Linked DNA regions of Homo sapiens: region 1 is linked to region 2. Evidence: chromatin contacts called from ENCODE Hi-C or POLR2A ChIA-PET data. All regions are on one chromosome and are shown on one strand. The core of a region is the stretch at or near the end of the contact, and the rest is flanking DNA. Distances in the headings are between cores, read along the strand shown.

What was found. A loop is a pair of places that touch in the nucleus more often than their neighbours do. ChIA-PET counts read pairs that join two places held with the same protein, here RNA polymerase II (POLR2A).
Region 1: a loop to region 2 is called in a map of IMR-90, with 2.5 times the contacts of the local background. The contact joins two enhancer-like sites. A Hi-C loop is called at or near these places in 1 of 168 maps with a recorded cell type or tissue (IMR-90). POLR2A ChIA-PET finds 5 or more read pairs at or near these places in 2 of 52 experiments (WTC11 and activated CD4-positive, alpha-beta T cell).

What each region holds. Positions count from the first base shown.
Region 1 is chr22:27,535,859-27,541,347 of GRCh38, reverse strand. The region is part of intron 1 of LOC105372981 (a long non-coding RNA gene); the gene reads left to right. Among named protein-coding and RNA genes, the nearest start is that of CPMER, 180 kb to the left of the region's middle. Within about 2 kb of position 3,752, at least 2 of the 41 ENCODE cell types and tissues checked have a DNase peak (open chromatin) inside an H3K27ac peak, as active enhancers do.
Region 2 is chr22:27,417,768-27,423,186 of GRCh38, reverse strand. No RefSeq gene overlaps it. Among named protein-coding and RNA genes, the nearest start is that of LINC02554, 110 kb to the right of the region's middle. Within about 2 kb of position 2,351, at least 18 of the 41 ENCODE cell types and tissues checked have a DNase peak (open chromatin) inside an H3K27ac peak, as active enhancers do.

The DNA of each region.
Region 1 (5,489 bases), core at 2,503-5,002, 120 kb before region 2:
GCGGGACAAGGAGCATGGTGTGTGGGAGCTTAGCCTGCAAAGTTGTCTGAGATCAAGTCCAGCACTGGCTGCCATCACCCACTGAGGCTCCTCCGTGCTTCATGGAACAGTGTCGGCTGTCACGTCGGTCGCGTGATCCCAGGATGAGTCCGAGGCCTGCAGGACCCCACCACGGCTAAGGCAATATTGACTTCAGCCCTCTCTCAGCAATTGGCTGACAAGACAAACGGCCAAGGAAACCATTTCAAATTAACTCCGTCTCCATTACAGGCGCTTTTATTAAGATAAACTATTTGGAGGATGTTTACAGGAGAGAGCCCTTTGGAGCTGGCCAGAAGGTCAGAGGGAAAGTCGGACCGGACTGCACAATTGTCATTTGCAGGCGAGCGGCACTTCTCTCAGATTCAAATGTGCGTCTCTCCCAGTCAGTGACAGATGCTTCAAGCCTGTGACATGCTTTGTCAGAATTTCATTTGTCCGAGCAAGCTTCAGCCTCGTTCTTGGCAGATGCCAACGATAGGGGAGCGTGTGCGTTTAAATTCCCTTCTGCAGTCCTTGGAAATGAAGTGCGGGTATTTCTCCATCAGTGCAGAGGAAATTGCCAAATGTGTCCTAGAGCCCAGGAGAAGGGCAAATTTTCATTCATTCATTCATTCATTCACTCACTCATTCATCGCTCCCCTTGCTGATTATAGTAACTGGTTTATTAAATAGTTCTTGTTGTCATTTAGTCATTCCTCTAATCGCTTTGAATCTTGACTTCTTGTGTGTCCTTATGTATGTCAGAGCCTCAGTTTCTGCTCCTGGGAATGGGAATGATGATAGTTTAGGATGACACGAGGGCTAAACACTTTGTTTACTCCCTGGCGCTCTGTTTACTCCCTGGCACTCGGCAAACACCCGCAGGAAGGAGCTGGTACTGTGGCTGGGGAGGGAGTCGTGGAAACTAACTCCATCCTGCAGAGGTTAGGTCGCTGCTCACAGCGTGGTGTGTGGATGAAGTGGATTGAGCCCACCAGGGGTCTGGTTCCGGAACCTTTATTCCTTCCTTTGGATCTGCTCTTCTGCACGTGTTGCCTGGGTGTGGTGACAGCCCTGCACTATCAGCTCCACAGTTAAGTGGTATTTGCAGAGCGCAGATCCAAACTCAGATTCTTAGGTCGCCTCTTGGATGTCTCTAGGGTGGGGTCATCTTCTGTAGGATTCCCCAGCAGCCAGTGCAGGCTATAAGTGGTATTCATTGCCATCTTTTCCAGAAAGCAACATTAGGCAAAGGCCCCCCTGGGGCCAAAGAATTGACTTTCTCTTGAACCTTGGGCTGGCCATTCTCTTCTCTCCAGGCCTCAGCTTTCTCCTGTAGGCAGTGGGCCCTTGAGTCATATCAGCCTCTTTTGGACTCTGAAATGATATGACTTTTTAAGTGGAGAGGATGGGTGTCACCACAACCCGAGGAATTGCTGTTTGGGGTGCTTGGACCACACAGTAAACATTCACCAGTGCTTGAAAACTCCTTCTCCTAGAATTCCTGTCCCCAGAGACCTTCCTTCTCTGGAGCCCCAAGTCCCTGCCAACACCCATTCCACCCCCAAGGGACTCTCAGCACCCAGAGATTCCCTGTAGCAAACAGGCTCCCAGGAAACACCAAAGATTCTCTTTTTGGAGTTCTCTGAGGATGACAAACACTCCCGTTTCTCCTGTACCAAATTCCTTTTCTCAGCTCAGGGAGCCTTATCAAGCTGGACCATGTCCCATGTACTGTGAGTGACATGTCACAACCTGGTCTGGGCACAAGAGGCAGGTGAGTATATGATATAGCCTGATGGGCTGCCGCACATGTGAAATGGGTATGTGTTGGGAGAGCGGGATGTGGCTGGCAGGCTGAGTGGAGGGAAGGTTTCCCCTGGCTTTGCCAGAGCTATTTTATTTTATTTTGCCTTGTGTTTTGAGATGGGGTCTCACTATGCTGCCCAGCCTAGTCTCTAACTCCTGGGCTCAAAAAATCCTCCCACCTCAGCCTCCCAAGCAGCTGGGACCATAGGTGTATGGCACCATGCCCAGCTAATCTTCGTATTTTTTTGTAGAGACACAGTTCCACTTTGTTACCCAGGCTGGTCTCGAACTCCTGGGCTTAAGTAATCTTCCTGTTTTGGCCTCCCAAAGTGCTGGGATTACAGGTATGAGCCACGGCACCCAGCCAACTTTGCCCAGAGCTTTGCTCTCCACTTGGAGAGAGCCCAGAAAGGTGGAGAATTCCTACGGTCATCTGGGCAATGGCTACAGCAAAGTCAATGGCAAAGGAAAGTAAAGAACATTCCACGATATATATTTAGGAGGCTGGGAGACGGGAAAAGGAAATCAGGTTAGATTCTCAGAGTTCGCAGCCTAAGCAGGTCTCCAAGGTCCCCGAGAGAGGTTGTGGGATCCAGATGTGGACAGGGAAGGAGGAAGGGGGAGGGGAGGCAGCCCGGGGAGAGGGGGAGGTCTGTTCACAATTAGCCTTGATTTTGTGTGATGACATTCAAATTGTGGGCAAACATGAAAGCAGAGTGGTGAGGACACGTCTGTCCGAGAAGCTGGAGGATTAATCCGACGTGAAGGACGTGGGCCGAGGGCTGGTACCACATGGAAGCGTTTTGTGTGGGTTTTGATGTCCCGCCAGCTGAGGGGCCCTCCACCCCCACCCCTGCTCCCTCACAACTAGCTGACTCTGGGCGAGAGAGGTTAAGTCCCGAACACCAGGAGGTTCTACCTCCTGCGGAACTGCCCTCTGGCCTGCCCAGAACTGAAACCAGCATGGTGGCCCTGGATGTCCCCAGAAAGTCAGGCACTGGGGGGTACCCTGCTGGCTCCAAAGGTGACAGTGGCGGGCGAGTGTCTGTAAGCTATTTTCAATATTTCTGATATTACAAAGGCTGGGATAGCCCACATGCTGGGGGGTTGGCAGGCAACTGCCTTCTCATAAGGCTGTGTCGGGATAGGCCTTGGTTGGGAATCTTGGAATTTTATAGTTGAGGCCATTTGGGAGCCCCAGGGTCACCTAGCAAGGGTTCTGGCTCAGGATGAGCCTTCTCATTGAACTAAATCCAGGAAGAAGCATCATTCTGATGTCTCCTTACAGAGCTGAATGTTGGGACTGGAGAGAAAGATGTGGCCTAAGTTACAACTCCAGGCTCTACCCCTTACCATGTAAGTGCCCCTGACAGGAGCCAACCCTCCCTTAAGCCTCAGTTTCCTTGTCTGTAAAATGGGGAGAATCATCAGTCCTCCCTTGGAGGATAGATGTGAGAACTGGATGCTCTAGTGTTGATAAAACGGTAGCATCTAAGAAGCAAGCCAGTCAGTGGCTGTCACCATTTCCAGCCCTCTTGGAGATGGTGAGCTCTCAAATAGGGCAATTATCATTATCAGTGTTATTATTGACATTGCTGTTTATTGTTATTATGAAAGGGTTTTGTTAAAGACACAGAGTGTTACAACATGTGTCTGTTGCGAAAATTAGGGCAAGGATTCCTTTCCATCAATTCAGGCGGCAGGCTGCGGCTGTCCCCTCCAGACGCTCAGCTGTAGCCCTCCAGCCCCGTTGTTCGTGACCTGGGGCCCCATCACGTGCCGGTGGGCCGACTGCCAGGCATCTAAAGCCGTCTGGAAGCCCAGAGCCCCTTGGATCGGAGTGGAGGAGCGCATTTCACGCAGTCCCTGTGACCCCTGGAGGTCCCTGGGGAGACAGGAAGGAAGGGGCTCTGTTACGGTGGAGGAGGGGTTGGGAGAGGCTCTTTGGAGGAGAGAAGGAGTTGATGAAATTTCAGGATGTACAGAGGTCAGCTTCCAGCCGGCTTGTCTAGCTTAGAGAAAAGTGATCGCCACCCCAAACACGCTTCTTAATGAAGCACAGCCTGTGCTTACAAGCCATTCCCTTCCTGCCTTTTCCCTCTAGGAGGAAATTCTAAATCTTGAACACAAACGGCCAAAGAATTATATTTACATATATTTATATTTTATATTCACACATATCTAGGGAGCTGGGAGCAAGGGAAAAAAAAGACTAAGGTTTATTCTGGACAGCAGTGATGTTTCATAAGAGCAAATGAAGAGAGGTGAATAGTGGTCGAGCTTGCCTTGGTGTTTGAGCTTTAAACACAGAACCAGGTCTGTCCCTCTGAGGAGTAGAATTAAATTGTTCAAAGCAATAAATGGGAAAAGGTCTGCAAGTGTAATATGGATGGGAAGAGTGGGATAGGAAGGTGAACTTTGCATGGTTGTTCATGAGGGTTGGCCCAGCTGGGTCTAGGCATGAGGTCTAAGGGGCTGACTATCCATCTAAGTCAAATGAGGAAGCTTGCCTTGCTCTAGCGTGTTGCAGAAGAGAAAAGCAACAAGATCTGTACCCATGTGGGTAAATCAGAGAAAGATAGGAAGCAGGGAAGCTTGGCCATTCCATGCAGGAGAAGGCCCTGCCACTGGCAAACCTGGCCCAGTCACTGCCCCAAATCTAAGCAACTTGGGGTGACTCCTTCTCAGTGGGAGAGATAAGCTGGGGAAGGGGTTGTTGAGACAGGGCAAGCACACACCTGGAGCAATGTTAAACATGCACCTGTAATCCCAGCACTTTGGGAGGCTGAGGTGGGAGGATCACTTGAGCTCAGGACTTCGAGACCAGCTTGGGCCACATGGCAAAACCCTGTCTCTACAAAAAAAACCCAAAACAAAACAAAAAAATTAGCTGGGCATGGTGATGTGTGCCTGTAGTCCCAGCTACTCGGGAGGCTGAGGGAGGACGACGGCTGGGAATTTAAGGTTGCAGTGAGCCATGATTGTGCCACTGCACTGCAGCCTGGGCAACAGAGTAAGACCCTGTCAAAAAATAATAATAATAGAGTTCACATTCCCTTTCCCAGCAGAAAACATCAGGGACATGGGTGGGTAGTGCCCCTACAGGGCCGCACAGTTGGGCAAAGCTGTCCATTCAGGCCTTACCCCAAGTCCCTGTAGAAAAAGGGAGGCCCAGATACCTGAAGGTGCTGGGAGGTCATTTTTCTAGGAAGGCCCTATAATAAGACAGCCGTCTTCCTTCCCAGTAGGCTCCACACAGAGGACCCTGAGGCCTAGAAGTGACTTGGCCAAGGTCACTTGGCTGCTAGGCAGCAAAGCCAGCACTTGACCCAGGACTTTCTGACTCCAAAGACCAAACCCTTTTTAAAACTTATTTTTATGGAGATATTTTATACAAATAAAATGAAATACATAAGGTAGGCATAAGGGACAAAGCAAAACCAAACAAACAATAGCCTCTCCACCACCGAGCTTGAGAAATGCAATGCTACCCATGCGGCTAAGCCCTGTGGACTCCACCACACTTGCTACCTACCTGTCTCTATTGCCAAGGCTAACCCCTCTTCCGGGTTCAGGGTTGGCTCTTTGTTAGTGACTTATTACGTGTATAAGATTCCTAGATACTATAGTGTAGGGTTTGCCTGTTTTTGAACTCAGTA
Region 2 (5,419 bases), core at 1,102-3,601:
TTTGTAATCATTTCTCTCTTATATTCCCTGGATGAGCACTCCATTTTGGCCTTGCTGCTCTCCTTACTTCCCCCTAAATGACCTCTAGGCAGTCCAGACTCATTTTGTCATGCTGTTCTCCCCCTGACACCCAACTCATCCAAATCCTCAAGATCCAGGCATCCCGTCCTCTAGAATCTTTCTGGCCAATTAAAATACTGGTCCATGGGTATTGAAATGTCAGAGGGGAAAGCTCTTAGGGAGTAACAATTTCTAAACTTACACTTTGCAGATGAGCAGACAGAAGCCCAGAGATGGCAAGAAACTTATCCAAGCTGCACAGCAAGTCAGGAAGAGGTAAAAAACCATGACCAGATTTTAAGGCCAATACTTTCCATCCACACTACTTACTCCCTAAGGCAGATTTATTTACCTTTGCATCACCTGGGCCTAGCTAGCACAGAGGTGATGCTTGTGGAGTGTCATAATGCACATTGACACCTTAAAGCATTAAAGGCTTTGACAAGTCTTGCAAGAAAACAAACCATTTTAGTTTTGTGTAATACAGCTTTGTTTGAACTTGTGCTTGACTCTGGAACCTGTTTGTGACTGTAAACCCTGCTATGTGCCAGGTACTTGGGCTAAGACTATTTCTAGTTTTACAACATCTCCCAGCTGGAAATGACCCAAACCACATCAACAGTAAAACAGATTTTAAAACTCTGGTATGTTCACACAAAAGAATATTATACAGCAGTGAAAATGAATAGACTATAGCTCTGTGCAATAACATGGAGAAATCTCACTGTATAATATTGGAAAGAAGAAACCAGACACAAAATAATAATAATATGATTACTATGACTATTCCCTTTACATAAAACCCCAAAACAGACAAGGCTAAACTATGTTGTTTTTAGGTCTGAAGAAAACGCAAGGAAATCATGACCACAAAAGTCAGGATAGTCATGAAATATTGTGGGGAGGGAGGGAGTAGAATCGAAGAGAGTCAAGAAAGTGCTTCTGGCTGGGCGCGGTGGCTCACGCCTGTAATCCCAGCACTTTGGGAGGCTGAGGCAGGCAGATCACTTGAGGTCAGGAGTTTGAGACCAGCCTGACCAACATGGTGAAACCACTTCCCTACTAAAAATACAAAAATTAGCTGGGCATGGTGGTGGACGCCTGTAATCTCAGCTACTTGGGAGGCTGAGGCAGGAGAATTGCTTGAACCTGGGAGCTGGAGTTTGCAGTGAGCAGAGATCGTGCCACTACACTCCAGCCTGGGCAAGAGAGCGAGACCCCGCCTCAAAAAAAAAAAAAAAAGAAAAAAGAAAAAGAAAAAAGAGAAAGTGCTTTAGGTTGTTTCTTGCGCTGGCTGGTGGTTACATGGGTATTTGCTTGATAGTGAATCATTCAATTATGCAAAGTCATATTTTCTGCATTTTGCTGTAGTTTTTAAATGTTTTATAATTGAGAGAATAATAAAGGTTGTGCTATCCTTAGCTCAGAGAATGGACTCTGAGGGCAGGAGTGGAGGTGGGAGGGTTTGAGAGGAGGCTGCTGCAGTCACCACTGCACCGATGGTGGCCTGGACTGCAGTGGGGACCACTGGGATGGAGGGACCAGAGGGATTCACGAGGGACTTAGCAGATAATTTGGCAACCCCCAGTGTGTTCACCAATGTGTTTGAGCTCCTGGCTTTGAACCACTGGCTCCAGGACTTCCTGTTCATAGTCCCTGACATTCAGAACCAGGAGGCCAAATGGGCCTCATTGGGGTGCCCCCAGGACAGAGAATGTGAAGAGCTTCGGAGAATGCCATGGAAAGGCGGCCAGGAAAAGAGATGGGGAAGTTGAGTGCAAAGAGAGAGCGGTGAAGAGGCGGTCCTTTAGAGCTGTCAGCATGGGGCCCCAGGCGCTCCGCGTGCCATAAGCAGCTTCTTTGGATTGTTTTTTGGCCAACACGCACAGGTCGGGTGGTGAGCTGGCCAGGACGACCCGTGCAGATGTGGTTGCAGCTGGAGGGGGGAGGCGTGCAGTGATCAACGAATAGATGAAAACCCAGTCCCCAGGTAGCCCCTCTCCGGCTCCCCAGAGCGTGTTTTCTTGCGTCTTCTTTCCCACCTCCCGGGGGTGGCCGTGGTGTTTTCTGTCTGGCTGGCGATGCCTGGCCGTGCTCGGGAACACAGTCCCCTTCAGAAGTGCCCCCCGAGTCTACCGAGCCATCCAAGCCCTGACAAACTCTTGAGGGAAGCGGGCGTCGCAGGCCCAGCTGTGTAAATGTTTTTGGTTTTCCTGCTGAGGCTAGGGGTTGAGTCCATGCCAAGACAAGCCTCGCTTGAGTTTTCTTTGGCAAGGCGGCCCGGCTCAGGAATGTCAGGCAAACTTTCCAAGTGGGATGGCCTGTTGGTGGGACCTGGGGCTGAAAGCTGAGCCTGGGGTGTACTTTGCCATCATCTAATTACCACATCCCCAATTAGAGTCAAGAAGCTGTGCCCAGGCTGGTCAGATGGGAGCCATTTTCTCGGTGTGCCCTCCCCTTTCCTGGAGGGATCAGGGCTATTTAGGGGGCTTTCTGTGGGCTTCCCCAGTGGGCATGGGTGGGAAAGTGGCATTCAGCATCCTCAGAATGATGGAGCTTTGAAGGGGATGTGCCGACTCCATTCTGGGCCCAGGCTGTGAAATTGGGAGAAGTGGCCACACCATCACTGTGAGGTGTGTGTTTTTCTTCTTCTTGTTTAACTCCATTTGGCTAACTGTGACTTGGAGCTTTCTTGGTGGATCTCATGGAAGAGAAAATCTAGAGCAGGGCTTCCAGATGGAAAATACTCCAGTGGTAGGCAAACTACGTAAATGAATGGAGCTGGCCAAGAGTGAGGCAACAGGGAGCGGCGGGGACTGGGGCAGAATGGGAGCTCATACCCTTTCTAAAGGGGCGGGTGCCTGTAATTTCAGCACTTTGGGAGGCTAAGGCAGGAGGATCACTTGAGTCCAAGAGTTCAAGACCAGCTTGGGCAACATAGTGAAACCCATCTCTACTAAAAATACAAATATTAGCCGGGTGTGGTGTCACACGACAGTAATCCCAGCTACTCTGGAAGCTGAGGCAGGAGAATTGCTTGAACCCAGGAGGTGGAAGTTGCAGTGAGCCAAGATTATGCCACTGCACTCCAGCCTGGGTAACAGAGTGAGACTCTGTCTCAAAAAATAATAAATAAATAACTAAATAAATAAATAAGGGAGTGGGTTCTTCTCAGCTCTAGCAAAGCCCAGCTGCTCTGGGTGAATATAATTCTCATGTGGTCCAAACATCTGAAATTCCAAGAGAGACCCCAAAGTGTATTTTACGCGAAATCTCCCCATCTCTAAATATTGGCAACTAATTAGATTTTTTTAAAAAAATCAATGAAGTGCTGTATTAGCCAAACAAAATACATCTGGGAGCTGGACAAGGTCTCCAGATCACCAATGTGTGACCTCTGGTCTCTGAATTCCTGACCCATAACTGCAAGCCGAGTGGACAGATGGAGACAATGACATCATCCACAACAATAGCAATAACAAAAACCTTTTGTTTCTACTCTGGGCCACCCTAGGTGTCATGCAAGCATTTTGTATGCGGAGCTTCATTGAAATCTCACATCAACCTGATAGGAAGATATCATCACGCCTACTTTATCGACAGGAAAACTAAAATCTCCAAGAAGGGAAGTGACTTGACCAAGGGAACCGATTGGTAAGTGGCAGTGCAAGAATTTGAGCCCGGGTCTGTCTGAATCCCAGCACTGGGCCAGAGTAAAGAGACTCGCCTTGTTCATTGATTCATTCATTCATATATTCAGCAAACATTTATTGAGCTTTTACTGTGTGCCAGCCACTATGCTAAGTTTGCAAGGGTTAAATGAAGGAATACATGTAAAGTGCATGGAGCAGGTAAGAACTGCTTGGTTTCCTAGCTCATATTATTATTATTATTATTACCAACATGGATCAATTTACAGCAGGGTGTGTCCTGCCCAGGCATAGAGGTGGGGTGGGCAAGAAGCTGTAAAATATGAGTAATGTGTAGCTTCTTCTTTTGAAGATGCCCAGCCTCATGGGTCTGAGTTAGAAGCTTCCATATAGGCCCTGGAATTGATCCCACCATTTCTAATCTATGGAATGGGCCACAGTTTGCCCCCAATCAGAGTGATGGGGCAAAGAAGCTTAGTAGCTTGTGCTGGCAAAGCTCTAGACAGTAAGCTCTGGGAGGAGGCCTTGACTTTCTTGGTGGCCCCAGGGACAGCACTGATGCTTGTGAAGGTGCCCAGCTATGAAGGGGTGCTAGTGGGCTTGGGAAGGAGTCAGCCAGCCCTGCAGCATTGGGTAGGTAGAGTCAGGGAGTGAGGGTGTTCCTAGCTGAGGCCCTGAACCTTTCTCTGTAGGATCAAGGGGGTCTGGACTAAGGTCCCCAAGTAACCTGTCTGAATCCCAGCACTGGGTTGGAGTAAAAAGATTTGCCTTGTTCATTCATTCATTCATTCATTCATTCATTCATATATTCAGCAAGTTTGCAAAGCCAGACTAAACTCAGCCCTCCTCTTCTCACAAGCATTCACTGGCTCCCTATTGCCTCTTACATTGCCCATAGGGATCCCGCAATGAAAATGTGAATGAGTGTGTGTAAGTGAATAAGTAAACACCACATACACGCAGGCACCCTCGGGCTTGATGAGTCCTTCCCTATCCACCTGTCCATGGCCTCCTCCCCACGTGGAAGATATTTTGGACAGAGTTGAGTGGGGAGAGCCCAGAGCTTGGCATTCCCACTGAATTCCAGGAGACTGAGGAGTTGGGGATGCCTAGTATAGACACACGGCAAGCCCGAGTCCTACTTTTTGGATGATTCCCATGCAATTATTGGACGAGAATTTCTACTAGGAGAGAGGGTCCACCTCAGGCCTAAGGTAAACGCCAGTCTTGACATCAACAGCCACAATCCCTCATGTTTATGGAGCACTCACTCTGTGCCAAGCACAATGCTCCACATTGCACAAGGAATGTCATGGGATCCTTACACTTGCTTCGTTGTTCCCATTCTGCAGAAGGGGAAACTGAGGCCTAGAGAGAAGACATCATGTAGCAGATGTATGGCGGGGCTAGAATTTCAATGCAAGCTTGCTGTGTCCTGACGCTGCTTTTAGGAGCGCATTTGCTGACTTACATGTCATCCCCACTTTACAGGTGAAAGAAGCCCCAGAGAGGCCCGCCCACTGGCCCACAGCCATGTGGAGTGAACCGGGAACTGAGGTAGTTCCCTCTGCAACGGCAGGGCTACCCCCCATCCCATAGCCCTACCCCTGCCATGCCAATTTCAACCAATGCTTCCCACCCACCCATCAGTTGCAGTTCAGGGCTGATCAGACGTGAACACCCCACCCAGGAAGGTCTCTCAGGGCTTG